Linked DNA regions of Homo sapiens: regions 1 and 2 are each linked to region 3. The links are chromatin contacts, found by Hi-C or POLR2A ChIA-PET in ENCODE. All regions are on one chromosome and are shown on one strand. Each heading gives the region's core, a stretch centred on a gene start or an enhancer-like site at or near the end of the contact. The rest is flanking DNA. Distances are from core to core; before and after follow the strand shown. Region 1 holds the start of YEATS2 (YEATS domain containing 2). Region 2 holds the start of SNHG33 (small nucleolar RNA host gene 33). Region 3 holds the start of PSMD2 (proteasome 26S subunit ubiquitin receptor, non-ATPase 2).

Region 1 (4,091 bases), core at 1,381-3,880, 600 kb before region 3:
ATGCTGGGATTACAGGCGCGAGCCACCGCGCCCAGCTGCAAGTGATGTTTTTAAAAGGGCAAATAGGCTGGGTGTGGTGTCTCACGCCTGTAATCCCAGCACTTTGGGAGGCTGAGGCGGGCAGATTACGAGATGAGGAGATCGAGACCATTCTGGCTAACGCAGTGAAACCCCGTCTCTACTAAAAATACAGAAAATTAGCCGGGCATGGTGGCACGCGCCTGTAGTCCCAGCTACTCGGGAGGGTGAGGCAGGAGAATCACTTAAACCCAGGAGGCGGAGGTTGCAGTGAGCCAAGATCATACCACTGCACTCCAGCCTGGGCAATAGAGCAAGACTCAGTCTCAAAAGAAAAAAAAAAAGTTTCATTTTGGTGAATATTTGGGTAAACAGTTCAAAGTTGTAGTCTTATCAGAACTTTACCCTTCTTCCCCTTGACTTCCCAAGGCGGCCTACAGGATACAGGGGAAGCCTCAAGGCAGCGGTGGGAGGGGAGATCTGTGTGCGGGATTTCAAGCTATAGCCTGGGTTCTCACTGGCCTCTGCTGCTATGTCTCTGGTGACTTCTGGTCTCCACTGCCCTGCAGGCATCAGCTGCTGAGGTGGTTGGTTGGCAAGCTCATGACCTGTTGCTTTAGCACCTTCAGAGTTTGATGTCTCATCTTTCATCCCCACTCCTCCATCCCCGCTCCTCTCACCAGCTGACTTAGGGGTGCTTCAGCTCCACTGGTATCTTCAGTACTGCCTATCCTTGGGGTCTTAGCTACGTTCTGTAGCCATTCCCTGGCCATCAGCCCACCACAAGGCCTCTGCTTTAGGAAACCTGCCCCCTGGCACAGTGCCTATTGGTCTGTCCATGGCTCTTAACCATGCTACTTTCTGCATGCCAGGCAGGGAGCAACAAGAGAAGTCTGGAATTCTGACATACCTAAATGTGCAAGCTGCAGCGCTCCAGCAGCACTATTGCAGACTCCTCCCAACGCCATGGCCTGCTCCCAAGCCCTACTGTGTGAGCCTTCTCACAGACTTGGACAGCCTTCCAAGCTACACCAAGGGAAGTCAGCTTCTAGCTTTCTTGGCACTTATCTGGGTATTTCTATGCTTTCCACCTCACTGTTAAACCCTAAGAGTAGGGGAACACCAACACACTCATCCTGACCTGTGACCTCACCCCCTTCTCCATGAAATTTGTTTATCTCCCCAGTTCCTATTATCTCTTGAGTCTTAGCTTAAGGTTCAAGGAAGCCTTTCTTAGTTTTTTTTTTTTTTGAGATGGAGTTTCACTTTTGTTGCCCATGTTGGAGTGCAATGGCTCACTGCAACCTCCACCTCCCGAGTTCAAGTGACTGTCCTGCCTCAGCTTCCCAAGTAGTTAGGATTACAGGCATGCCCAAATACACCTGGCTAATTTTTGTATTTTTAGTAGAGACGGGGTTTCACCATGTTGGCCAGGTTGGTCTTGAACTCCTGACCTCAGGTGATCCGCCCGCCTCAGCCTCCCAAAGTGCTGGGATTACAGGCATGAGCCACCGTGCCCAGCCAGGAGGATCTCTCGAGCCCGGAAGTGTGAGACTAGCTGTGGTGATAGTGAGACCTGTCTAAAAAAACCAAAATTAGCCTGGGGGTGGTGGTTCACGCCTGTAATCCCAGCACTTTGGGAGGCTGAGGCGGGTGGATCACCTAAGGTCAGGAGTTCGAGAGCAGCCTGGCCAACATGGTGAAACCCTGTCTCTACTAAAAATACAAAAATCAGCCAGGCGTGGTGGCGCGCGCCTTGTAATCCCAGCTACTTGGGAGGCTGAGGCAGGAGAATCGCTTGAACCCGGGAGGCGGAGGCTGCAGTGAGCCAAGATCATGCCACTGCACTCCAGCCTGGCAACAGAGGGAGACTCTATCTCAAAAAAAAAAAAAAACACAAAAAACAAAACACCACTTATATTTATTATGCGTTGATAAAAACATTAAATACATTAAAAATTTGGTAACATGTATGTAAAGTATAAAAAAAAAAGTGAACTTCCTAAACCCACCACTCAGCTCCAGTAGTAAATCGTTATACAGTGAGAAGGGATTGAAGGGGAACAGAAGTTCCCCAAGACCAGTTGGGAGGCTATTCATAGTCTTGGGCAGAGAGATTACAGGGTCTTGGGTAGGGTGGTAGAGTTACAACGAAAGAGAATGTTGGCCTCAAGTGATATTTAGGTGGAAAACTGGACTTGGATTGTCACTAGCTAGTGTGACTGAGATAAGTCTCAAGCCTTCCCTGCCTCAGTTTCTTCATCTGTAAAATGGGCTAGAAATAACTACTGTTATTTTGTATACCCAGCACTTAGCACATGGGTTGGCACAAAGATGGCACACACAAACATCATAGTCACTATTGTGATTAATAGGGAAGCTCATACACGCCGGCAGAATGAATATTCTGTCAAACTTGGGGTTGAAATTCGCCATCTTCTGGGGCAGGAAAGTGATGGACGACTGTGCCTTTGCAAGAATCGACGCCCACACTGCCCAGGAAGTGCCCTCGCGGGCCGGGGTCCCAGCCCGGACCAGCCCCGCCCCGCCCCGCCCCGCCCTCATCCCTGGGAGCTCCGCCCCGAGGCCGCGCGCGCCGCCGCGCGCGCCCCGACGCGCCCAGCTGCTGACGTGCGGGGCGGAACGCGCCGGGCGGGCTCCACCGCGCCGTGTGCTTCCGCAGGTTGCGGGGGTCGCTGGGGCCTTGTGGCGGGGCAGCTCCGCGGGGCTTCGCCCGCTCTCTCACCTCGCCGTGCTCTCTCGCGGCGGCCGGCGGGGCCCGCGCTGCAGCCGGAGACCCGGAGAAAGGGTGAGTGTTGGCGGGCGCAGGAAGGGACCGGCCGGGAGCGCGCCCCGCTCTCCGGGGCATTGTTTGGGCGGGGGCGGCGCGGGCACGTGCGCGCCCCTCCCCCATCGGCAGGCAGCGCGGCAGCGGGACCCGGTGAGGCCCCGGGGCCGAGGGGAGGGCAGGGAGGATCCCAGGTGCGGGCCGGGGAGCCGCAGAAGCGGGAGCCTGGAATTGGAACGTGAGTTGGGGGCTTCCTCTTCAGCGGGGCGCTGCGCTGAGGGGATACGGGACCCCGAGCCACAGCGGCCGGAGCTTTTAGGATGTTAAGCTCTTGGCCTTGGAGGCAAGATTTGGCCCCAGCACCAGAAAGTCGTGGGTTTACCGAAAGGATCCTGGAATGCCCCTCCAACCTGTCGCCATCCCCACCGGGCCTCCCTGGGATGGAGGGGAGGGGTCAGAGAGGCTTTGGGGGTCCAGGGATGGGGCCGGGGCCAACGCGCCGGAGCTGCGGGCAGTGCGGGGCGGAGTGGAAGCCTCGGAAAGTGAGGACTCCTGCAGGAAAGGCTGGCTTGAAGGGCTGTGGCCAGACTGCAGAAGACAATGAGGTTTTCTCCATCATGAATGTGATTATGTTAAGAAATAGAAACCAGAGGAAGAGAAATGCCATCAGCAATCTTACAGGCCTGACACATCATTTTTTTTTAGTTTGATGTTGGCTAGTATTTTCATCTAAGCATTCAGCAGTTACAGAGTTGACCCACGTTTTCCATTCCCTTTTCTCGCTCACATGTAAAAAATGCGGTATAATATTATATAGAATTCAGCAATATCATTTCCCCTTTCTTAATGAGTAGAGGGTATTCAGCGTAGAAAAATTTAAAAATACAAGCAAAGCCAGAGAAAAATGCCCGCAGTTTTACGATCTAGAGATACTACCCTTGGATGTATATTCCTGTTTGTGTATACTCTTTAAAAGATAGGGCAGATGATGCCCTGATAAGGAGTTTAGTTTTTCCCGGGAAGCCTTTGAAGGTTTTGAGAAGGCGAGTAGCATGATCCGACTGCTATGTAGAGGAAGAGGGCTGGGGAGGAACCTACGAGGTCAGTTACTGTGCTCTTTGCAGTAGCTTGGACTAGGCCCGTGGCAGGGAGATGGGGAAGTATAAACAGATTTTTAAATGTTTTAAGGTAGAATGAACAAGACTTGGATTGGTGAGGGAATGGTGGGAATCTTTGCTTTTTTGATTTTTGTTTTGAGCAACTGAGTAGGTGGTGGTGCTGTTTA
Region 2 (4,133 bases), core at 1,208-3,707, 850 kb before region 3:
ATAGGTACTTTCTCATGTATTAGGGAAATTAGTCCATCGTCTGTGACATGAGTTGCAATTTTTCACCCAGATTGCTGTCTGCCACTTTTAGTTTATGTACTTTTGCTGCTTTTAAATTTTTTTAAGTAATTGAATGTATCATTTTCTCTCTTACGGCATTTGGGTATTGCTTTATAAAATTTCCTGTGCTACAGAATGTATGAGGATTTAATGAAGTACACTTATACTTCATTTTTTCCATTTAATCTTTATCTGGAATTTATTTTGATGTGAGGTATGAGTTTGAGTTGGGATCCAACTTTACTTTTTCTAGATGGCTACCCAGTTGTGTCAATATCATTTGCTGAATTTTACAAGTTTTTTTAAAAATCAAGAATGTATGTTGAATTTTAACAAATACCTTTTTTGCATTTTGGAGATGACAAATTTTTCTTTTTCTTTATAACGATGTTTAGAGATGGGAGGTCTCACTACATTGCCCAGGCTGGCCTAGAGCTCCTGGGCTCAAGGGATCCTCCCACTTCAGCCTCACAAGTAGCTGGGACTACAGGCACAAGCCACTGTACCCAGCTATTTCTAGTAAAATAGAAATACTTTATTATAATTTTTATTTGATTTAGGATTTTTCCAGTAATATTCATGAGTATGAATTTTTTTTTTTTTAATTTTTTAGAGATGGAGTCTTGCTCTGTCTCCCAGGCTGGAGTGCAGTGGTGTGATCTTGGCTCACTGCAGCCTCCACCTCCCGAGTTCCAGCGATTCTCCTGCTTCAGCCTCCTGGGTAGCTGAGATTACAGGCACACACCACCAAGCCTGGCTAATTTTTGTATTTTTAGTAGAGACAGGGTTTCACCATGTTGGCCAAGCTAGTCTTGAACTCCTGACCTCAGGTGATCTGTCTGCCTTGGCCTCCCAAAGTGCTAGGATACAGGCGTGAGCCACCGCGCCCGGCCATGAGTAAGAATTTCTATGGTCAATGTATACGTATATGCTGTATGGGTGTTTTATGAGACTTTGGTATAAATGTTATGCTCACTTCATGAATAGAATTTGAAATGCTTCCTCTTTTTTCTGTGCTTAAGGCAGAATCAACAGCAACCAACTCTCTGTTCCTTAAGTTTTCACAGAATTATCCTATGAAATAATTTGGGCCTGGTGCTTCTGTGGATTCAGCTATGGAGAAATGCAGTTCTCTAATAACATCTATTTCTTTTTTTCCTTTATTTTGAGACCGAGTTTCGCTCTTGTTGCCCAGGCTGGAGTGCAATGGCACAATCTCGGCTCACCGCAACCTCCGCCTCCCGGGTTCAAGCAATTCTGCCTCAGCCTCCCGAGTAGCTGGGATTACAGGCATGTGCCACCACGCCCGGCTAATTTTGTATTTTTAGTAGAGACAGGGTTTCTCCATGTTGGTCAGGCTGGTTTCAAACTCCTGACCTCGGGTGATCTGCCCGCCTCGGCCTCTCAAAGTGCTGGGATTACAGGCGTGAGCCACCGCGCCCGGCCAACATCTATTTCTTCTATGGTAATTGGTCTACTTAGAATTTCTATCTCTGGAATGTTTTGGTAAATTATATTTTCTTGGAATCTTGTCCATTTCATTCAAGTTTTCAAATTTATTATGTAGAACTGACTGATCATGCAATGCTTTTAAGTTTTCCTGTATCTATGGTTATTTCCCCTTTATCATTTTGTATTTTGATGTGCTCCTCTTTCTTTCTTGAGCCAACCACCCTATTGTTGCCTTTTTCAAATCTCTTATTAGTATTCCCATTTCCATTTCTATTTTTTATTTTCTTCTTTTATTCTTACGAATTCCTTCTTTCGGCTTTTCTTAGGTTTACCTTGCTATTTTTTCTGAATTATTTAATTTACTTTTATTTTGAATTTTTAAAAGCACTGTATTGGTATATCCCACAGGTACTAATATGCAGAGCTTGCTCTTTTTTTTTTCATTTTTAAGATATTCAGTAATCTCAGTTTTGAGATGGTTAAGAGGATTTCTTAATCAGTTTTTTTTTTTTTTTACATTTTGAAAATGTTATACAATTTTGCATTGTTTTATTCTCCACTCCTTTGTATCCTACGACAGTCTCCCGCCCCGTTTCTTCACCTCAGTTCTCTAAAGATTGAAGGTCAAGAGGAGGGTTTCTTGCCCTGGAGCCTGCGATAGGGTGGGCCCTTGCGGTTCTTGGGCGGAAACGGCGATAGGGACACCCAGGGCCTAAGGAGGCTGGGGACAGAGCAGATCCTCCCAGCCCCCAACATCACCCCGGAGTAGATGCAGACCCCCAGGGTCCCGGAGGCCGAGACCACACCCCGCGGGCACGAGCCCGATTGGCAGATTGTAGCCGAGTGGTTTCAACGGTGACGCCCCCCACCCGAATGCCTCGCTGGGATTGGCTCATTTCTTGGTTCAGACCTGGACGGTGGCCAGAGGAGGACAAGAGGCTTTTACACCGAACGGAGGTGATGTGGACGACAACGGAGACGCAGCCGCACTTCACCAAGCGGCCGGTCCGAGGGGACATGGCGGCAACCTCTGCAGCGTCAGTGCTGCTGGCGGGTGCAAGAAACTGGTGGCGACACTGCCTGAGCCCGCTGCTGTTGCCAAGGTGACGAGGCATAAAGCCGCGGTGGATCGGTGCGTGGGGGCGCGGGGTGGGTGGTGAAGGGAGAACGAAGCTCGAGCGGAAAGACAGGACCGCGACCGCTTGTCAGGGGATTCGGCTTCCAGTCCCCCTTCCAGAGGGCGTCCTTCTGCAGCCAGGCCTCTGTCTTCCCCCGCCCCCACACGGTACGAGCTACAGAATGCTTTTCTGTTTTCTCTTTTTCTATAGTAAGGAAGCGCTTTCCTTTCTCCCCCGTTTATTCATTTGCTTACTTCTGGTTCCCGTGTCCTTTTAACATGTCCCCCCGTCATTCTCTGTTTAAGGACACAAGATGTTCCAGGCTCATCTTGTACTTAGCTCCTGCCTTGGAATCAGACATTTCTCCAAAGAATCCTGGTTCCTTTTTTTGGAGAATGCTATTTTACAGCCGTATCTGGGCTGTAGGTTGTGTTCGTTGCTACTAGGATGCCATCGCTTCTAGACTGTCTCAGCAGACAACGCTAGGAAATTTTATGTATATATATATGTAGAGAGAGAGAGATGCAAACACACATATTTATGTACATATGTGTGTGTATGTACGTATATATACATGTATATTTATATGTATACACACACCCTCCCCACACACATCCATACATGCATCAATCCAGGCACATCTATATCTGTTTTATATCTATCTATCTACATGTATGTTTAAAAAACAGCTGACTTCATACTGTTAACTCAGTTCCAGTGCAGCATCTCACGGTTCAATCAGATTTGCCCTTTCTGTAATTGTAACTGTTTTCTGAGAGTGAGAAAGCTGGCTCTCCTTATCCACAAGATATTCACTTTTTTGCTCAATCGTGTGCAAAAAGTAGATTCAAAATTGCTAACCCATACCACTGTGTAAAAACAGACCAACTAGCCAGAGTTCAATATTGGTTTACAGTTATGTTTGTCTTTAGTTTCTGTAATTAAAACTGTATTATACAGGTTATGAAGGCAGTCATAGAGGTTTTATGACTATAGAGGTTACAAAGTCTCTATAATTAAGATGTGGAACTAGTGTGTGAATAATATAAAAAGACAAGTAGAATAGAATAGAAAATCCAGAAATAACCCCAAGTGCAGGTAGAAAGTTAAAGATAAAGGTGCTATCACATATCATTGGAGCAGAGTTGGGCTTTGTAATACACAGAGCTGGGCCAACTGGTTGGCCATTTGGAAAAAGATAAAATTAGATCTACACCTTATAGCGTAACAAAAATGAAGTCTAAATGGATCAGGGATCTAAATGTGAAAAATGAAACAATACAAGTACTAAAAAGAAAAAGGCTTTCTAACTATGACTCAAAAAACCATAAGCAATAAAATAAAAAGTTGATAAATTTGACCACATAAAACAAATAGCATGGCAAATACATCATAAAGTCAAAAGACAACTGAAAAAAAAAACTGGATTGGGAGAAAATATCTGTAGCACGTATCACGGGTAAAGGATGAAGATCTTTCATATTTAAATTTGAATTTTAAAAC
Region 3 (4,182 bases), core at 1,683-4,182:
TCCCTCATAAAAATAAGCACAGTTTTCTGCAGGATTGGAGGTCCTATTTTTTTTTTTTAATTAAAAAAAGCAGGCTGGGCGCAGTGGCTCATGCCTGTAATCCCAGCACTTCGGGAGGCTGAGGTGGGTGGATCACTATGTCAGGAGTTCAAGACCAGCAGGAGAATCGCTTGAACCCGGGAGGCGGAGGTTGCAGTGAGCCGAGATCGTGCCACTACACTCCAGGCTGGGCGACAGTGGGAGACTCCATCTCAAAAAAAAAAAAAAAAAAAAAAAAAAAAAAAAAAAAAGCAGTTTTAGTGGGTCTATCATGATTTACAAATGGAGAAACCTCATGATTTTCCAGTGCCTAGTTCTGGCCTCCAAAGACAGCTCCCAGTGGGTTGTTATTATACACAAAGATGGCCTGAAGATGAATGCAAAGCCATTCATTCATTCATTCATTCCGCATGCATGCATTCTGCAAATATTTATCAAGGCTCACTACAAGCCAGGCGCTAGGCTGGAGGCTAGGAGCATAAAGATGAATAAGACACAGTTCCAGGCCGGGCGCAGTGGCTCATGCCTGTAATTCCAGCACTTTGGGAGGCCAAGGCAGGCAGATAACTTGAGGTCAGGAGTTCAAGACCAGCCTGGCCAACATGGTGAATCCCCGTCTCGACTAAAAATACAAACATTAGCGGGGTGTGGTGGTGCATGCCTGTAGTCCCAGTTACTTGGGAGGCTGAAGCAGGAAAATCACCTGAACCCGGGAGGCAGAGGTTGCAGCAAGCTGAGATCATGCCACTGCACTCCAGCCTGGACGACAGAGCGAGACTCCGTCTGGAAAAAAAAAAAAAAAAGAAGAAGGAAGTCATGGATAAAGAGGAGTTTTAGAAAAAAATCCCTCTACAGATGACTGAAGAAAGCATGAAAATGTATGGACACCGTGAAGCCAGAGATAGAATAGGCAGAACAGTTATGGACTGTTGAATTTTTGTCTGCAGACCAGCGCTGGGGGAGTCATTGGCAATGGCAATGGAAGGTCATGCCTAGAATCCAAGCACTGAGTGGAAAAGAGCAACAGGTATTTAAAATGGATTCAGACCTTTACTTCCGTATCTACACAAACATTTACCCAACATTCACTCTGTGATATGTTGTACTAGGTGTCTTTTTCTTCAATGTGTCAGAACCCATAAAATAAGATTGCTAGAAGACTCCTGAGTGTTCCCACTAGGTGAAAGGGAGAAGAGATACTTCCTTTTTTCTCACCTTACACGCACACACACACACACACAGCTGAAGAAGAAACTCTGGGGTTTGCCTAAAACAGTCAAGGGCTTTGAAGACTGAAAGACTGAGCTTTAAATTTTGATTCCGCCGGGCGCGGTGGCTCACGCTTGTAATCCCAGAACTTTGGGAGGCCGAGGCGGGCGGATCACCTGAGGTCGGGAGTTGGAGACCAGCCTGACCAACATGGAGAAACCCCGTCTCTACTAAAAATACAAAAATTAGCCGGGCGTGGTGGCACAAAAATTCAACAGTCCATAACTGTTCTGCCTATTCTATCTCTGGCTTCACGGTGTCCATACATTTTCATGCTTTCTTCAGTCATCTGTAGAGGGATTTTTTTCTAAAACTCCTCTTTATCCAGCTACTCGGGAGGCTGAGGCAGGAGAATCACTTGCACCCGGGAGGCGAAGGTTGTGGTGAGCCGAGATTGCGCCATTGCACTCCAGCCTGGGCAACAGGAGAGAAACACTATCTCAAAACAAATAAATAAAATAAAAAATAAATCCTCATTTTACTACTTGATATGATCTTCTCTGTAAAATGGACCTAACCCTACCAATCTCAAAAGATTGTAAGAAGTGCATGGAATCACTCGAAAGCAGTCCTGACATAAGCGCGTCAGTCACACGCCTCTAAGGCTTCACAGGGAAAGACGAGAAGATAGAGGACGAAGACCTTGTCTTGTTCTGCTTTTAGCTCCAGAACTTGGCGGGGAGCACAGGGCTTTATTGATCGATGTCAACTCCACCTGGCTCCCCAAAGTATTTAAAATGGTAGCCACGGGAATAGCAGAGTACTCTCTTTCAACTGGGGAGGAATATCAAATGAGGTTAATAGGCCGGGCGCGGTGGTTCACACCTGTAATTACAGCTCTTTGGGAGGCTGAGGCGGGCAGATCACTTGAGGTCAGGAGTTCGAGACCAGCCTGGCCAACATAGTGAAACCCCCGTCTCTACTAAAAAATACAAAAATTAGCTGGGCGTGGTGGCGGGCGCCTGTAATCCCAGCTACTCGGGAGGTTGAGGCACGAGAATCACTTGAACCTGGTAGGCGGAGTTTGCAGTGAGCCGAGATCGCGCCACTGCACTCCAGCCTGGGCGAGAGAGCGAGCCTCCTTCTCAAAAGCAACAACAACAACAAAACCAAATGAGGTTAATATTCCACAGTGGTGTGGGGCTAGACACAGTTACACAGACTTTATACAGGCGGCAATCAAGCGTCCTGGACGTCAAGAAATCTAGTTTGTCTGTCGCGCCACGCAGTCAACTGGAGTGTCACTGTGGGTTCTATTTACACCGTTATGAGAAAAACCTGTGGCGGAGTAAAACTCGGTAACTCCGCTCGCAGACCGCCCATCTACAGCAGTGAGCGAACCCAAACCCCACACGGCCAAGTCCCGCGGGTTTCAGGAAACTCCGAAGAGGTCGGGGGCCAGGGGCGACTATGGCGCGGGGGAGGCTGGGAATTGTAGTCTCCACCTGCCTCCGAGGGCGGGGTCCGAGGGCGGGGCTCTCAGGCCGAGGGGGTGGGTGGGTCGCCGAGCGCCCCGGCTCGCCCCGGCGTTTCCGGTCGCAGGCGGGCTCTGGAGGAGGAGGGGCGCCGCGACCGACGCGCGCGAGTTGGTCTGGGAAAAAGGGCGGTGCGAGCGGGTGCGCGCGCAGCGGGCCGGCAGTGGCGGCGGAGATGGAGGAGGGAGGCCGGGACAAGGCGCCGGTGCAGCCCCAGCAGTCTCCAGCGGCGGCCCCCGGCGGCACGGACGAGAAGCCGAGCGGCAAGGAGCGGCGGGATGCCGGGGACAAGGACAAAGAACAGGAGCTGGTGAGGCGCGACCCCGAGAGTCGGCGAAGGAGGCTGCGGGGCTGAGTCACGGCGGCTCCGCAGGCCTCAGGCCCGACACCCAACTACCCCACCGCGCCAGGGAGAGGGCGGTTGGGGCGACCCTCGGGACTCCCGGCACCTTGCCTCTCTGCTCCTCATTCTCCGTTCCGCGCTGTCACCTCCGCCGTCCCCACCAACCCTCACCACCGCCGCGTGAAGTGGACTCGGGCAGGTCATTGTCACCTCCGTTTCCTAGAGTGGCATTCAAGTAGAGCCTGATTCAGAACCCAGGCTGATTTCTCACCAGGGCTTCCCATTCCCACTCGGTTTCCTTGTCCACCTGGCCCCTCCTAAGGAGGCAGGCTTATTCTTCACCTGCCCCGGGTAAGTGGGAGGAGGACGTCTTTGGGATTCCTTCTCTTCATGAGCTGCTTCTCCCAACCCTCCAGTCTGAAGAGGATAAACAGCTTCAAGATGAACTGGAGATGCTCGTGGAACGACTAGGGGTGAGTCACGATGTTAACATGATTCGGTGCATGTTTGGATCTTTCCCACTTGTTTTATTCTTTTTTGAGGCAACTGCTATGTACGGTGGACTGTATTTTAGGGTCAGTGTTATGATGATGTTGGGAGGCAGGAGAGTTACAAAGGGTATTTGTACAGTTTTGCAGCTTTCTCTTGTGGGAGAAGCAGAGTTCTTACCTCTTAACTTGGGTCATTTGTTTTTGTGCCAGGCAGGGTGCAGGGAGTTGAGGAATCACAGATGAATGAATAAGACACAGCATTTCCTTGGAGGAGTTGTTAAGTTAAATATCTCTGTATTATGACTTGAAGGGGTGTGACTCCTTTTTGTCTGAGCCCTGTCGTCTCTTGATCAGGAGAAGGATACATCCCTGTATCGACCAGCGCTGGAGGAATTGCGAAGGCAGATTCGTTCTTCTACAACTTCCATGACTTCAGTGCCCAAGCCTCTCAAATTTCTGCGTCCACACTATGGCAAACTGAAGGAAATCTATGAGAACATGGCCCCTGGGGAGAATAAGGTAAAACTGTTTCAAACCTGGTGGAGGCCTAGTTTAGGAATTCCTT

What was found. A loop is a pair of places that touch in the nucleus more often than their neighbours do. ChIA-PET counts read pairs that join two places held with the same protein, here RNA polymerase II (POLR2A). Pooled maps may share reads with other maps.
Region 1: a loop to region 3 is called in a map of B cell, with 11 times the contacts of the local background. The contact joins the promoter of YEATS2 here to the promoter of PSMD2 in region 3. A Hi-C loop is called at or near these places in 2 of 168 maps with a recorded cell type or tissue (B cell and naive thymus-derived CD4-positive, alpha-beta T cell), 1 of 37 single-sample maps with no recorded cell type and 10 of 50 pooled maps.
Region 2: a pooled map shows a loop between it and region 3 (2.9-fold over the local background). The contact joins the promoter of SNHG33 here to the promoter of PSMD2 in region 3. A Hi-C loop is called at or near these places in 1 of 50 pooled maps. POLR2A ChIA-PET finds 5 or more read pairs at or near these places in 2 of 52 experiments (GM12878 and OCI-LY7).

What each region holds. Positions count from the first base shown.
Region 1 is chr3:183,695,167-183,699,257 of GRCh38, forward strand. YEATS2 (YEATS domain containing 2) reads left to right here and starts at 2,631. Exons shown (of 31, transcript NM_018023.5): 1 at 2,631-2,827. RefSeq lists a silencer at 2,536-3,005.
Region 2 is chr3:183,445,151-183,449,283 of GRCh38, forward strand. SNHG33 (small nucleolar RNA host gene 33) reads left to right here and starts at 2,458. Exons shown (of 4, transcript NR_038302.1): 1 at 2,458-2,615. RefSeq lists an enhancer at 2,125-2,660.
Region 3 is chr3:184,296,309-184,300,490 of GRCh38, forward strand. It overlaps PSMD2 (proteasome 26S subunit ubiquitin receptor, non-ATPase 2), which reads left to right and starts at 2,933. Exons shown (of 21, transcript NM_002808.5): 1 at 2,933-3,093; 2 at 3,543-3,599; 3 at 3,972-4,136. The coding sequence starts at 2,959. RefSeq lists a silencer at 2,601-2,940.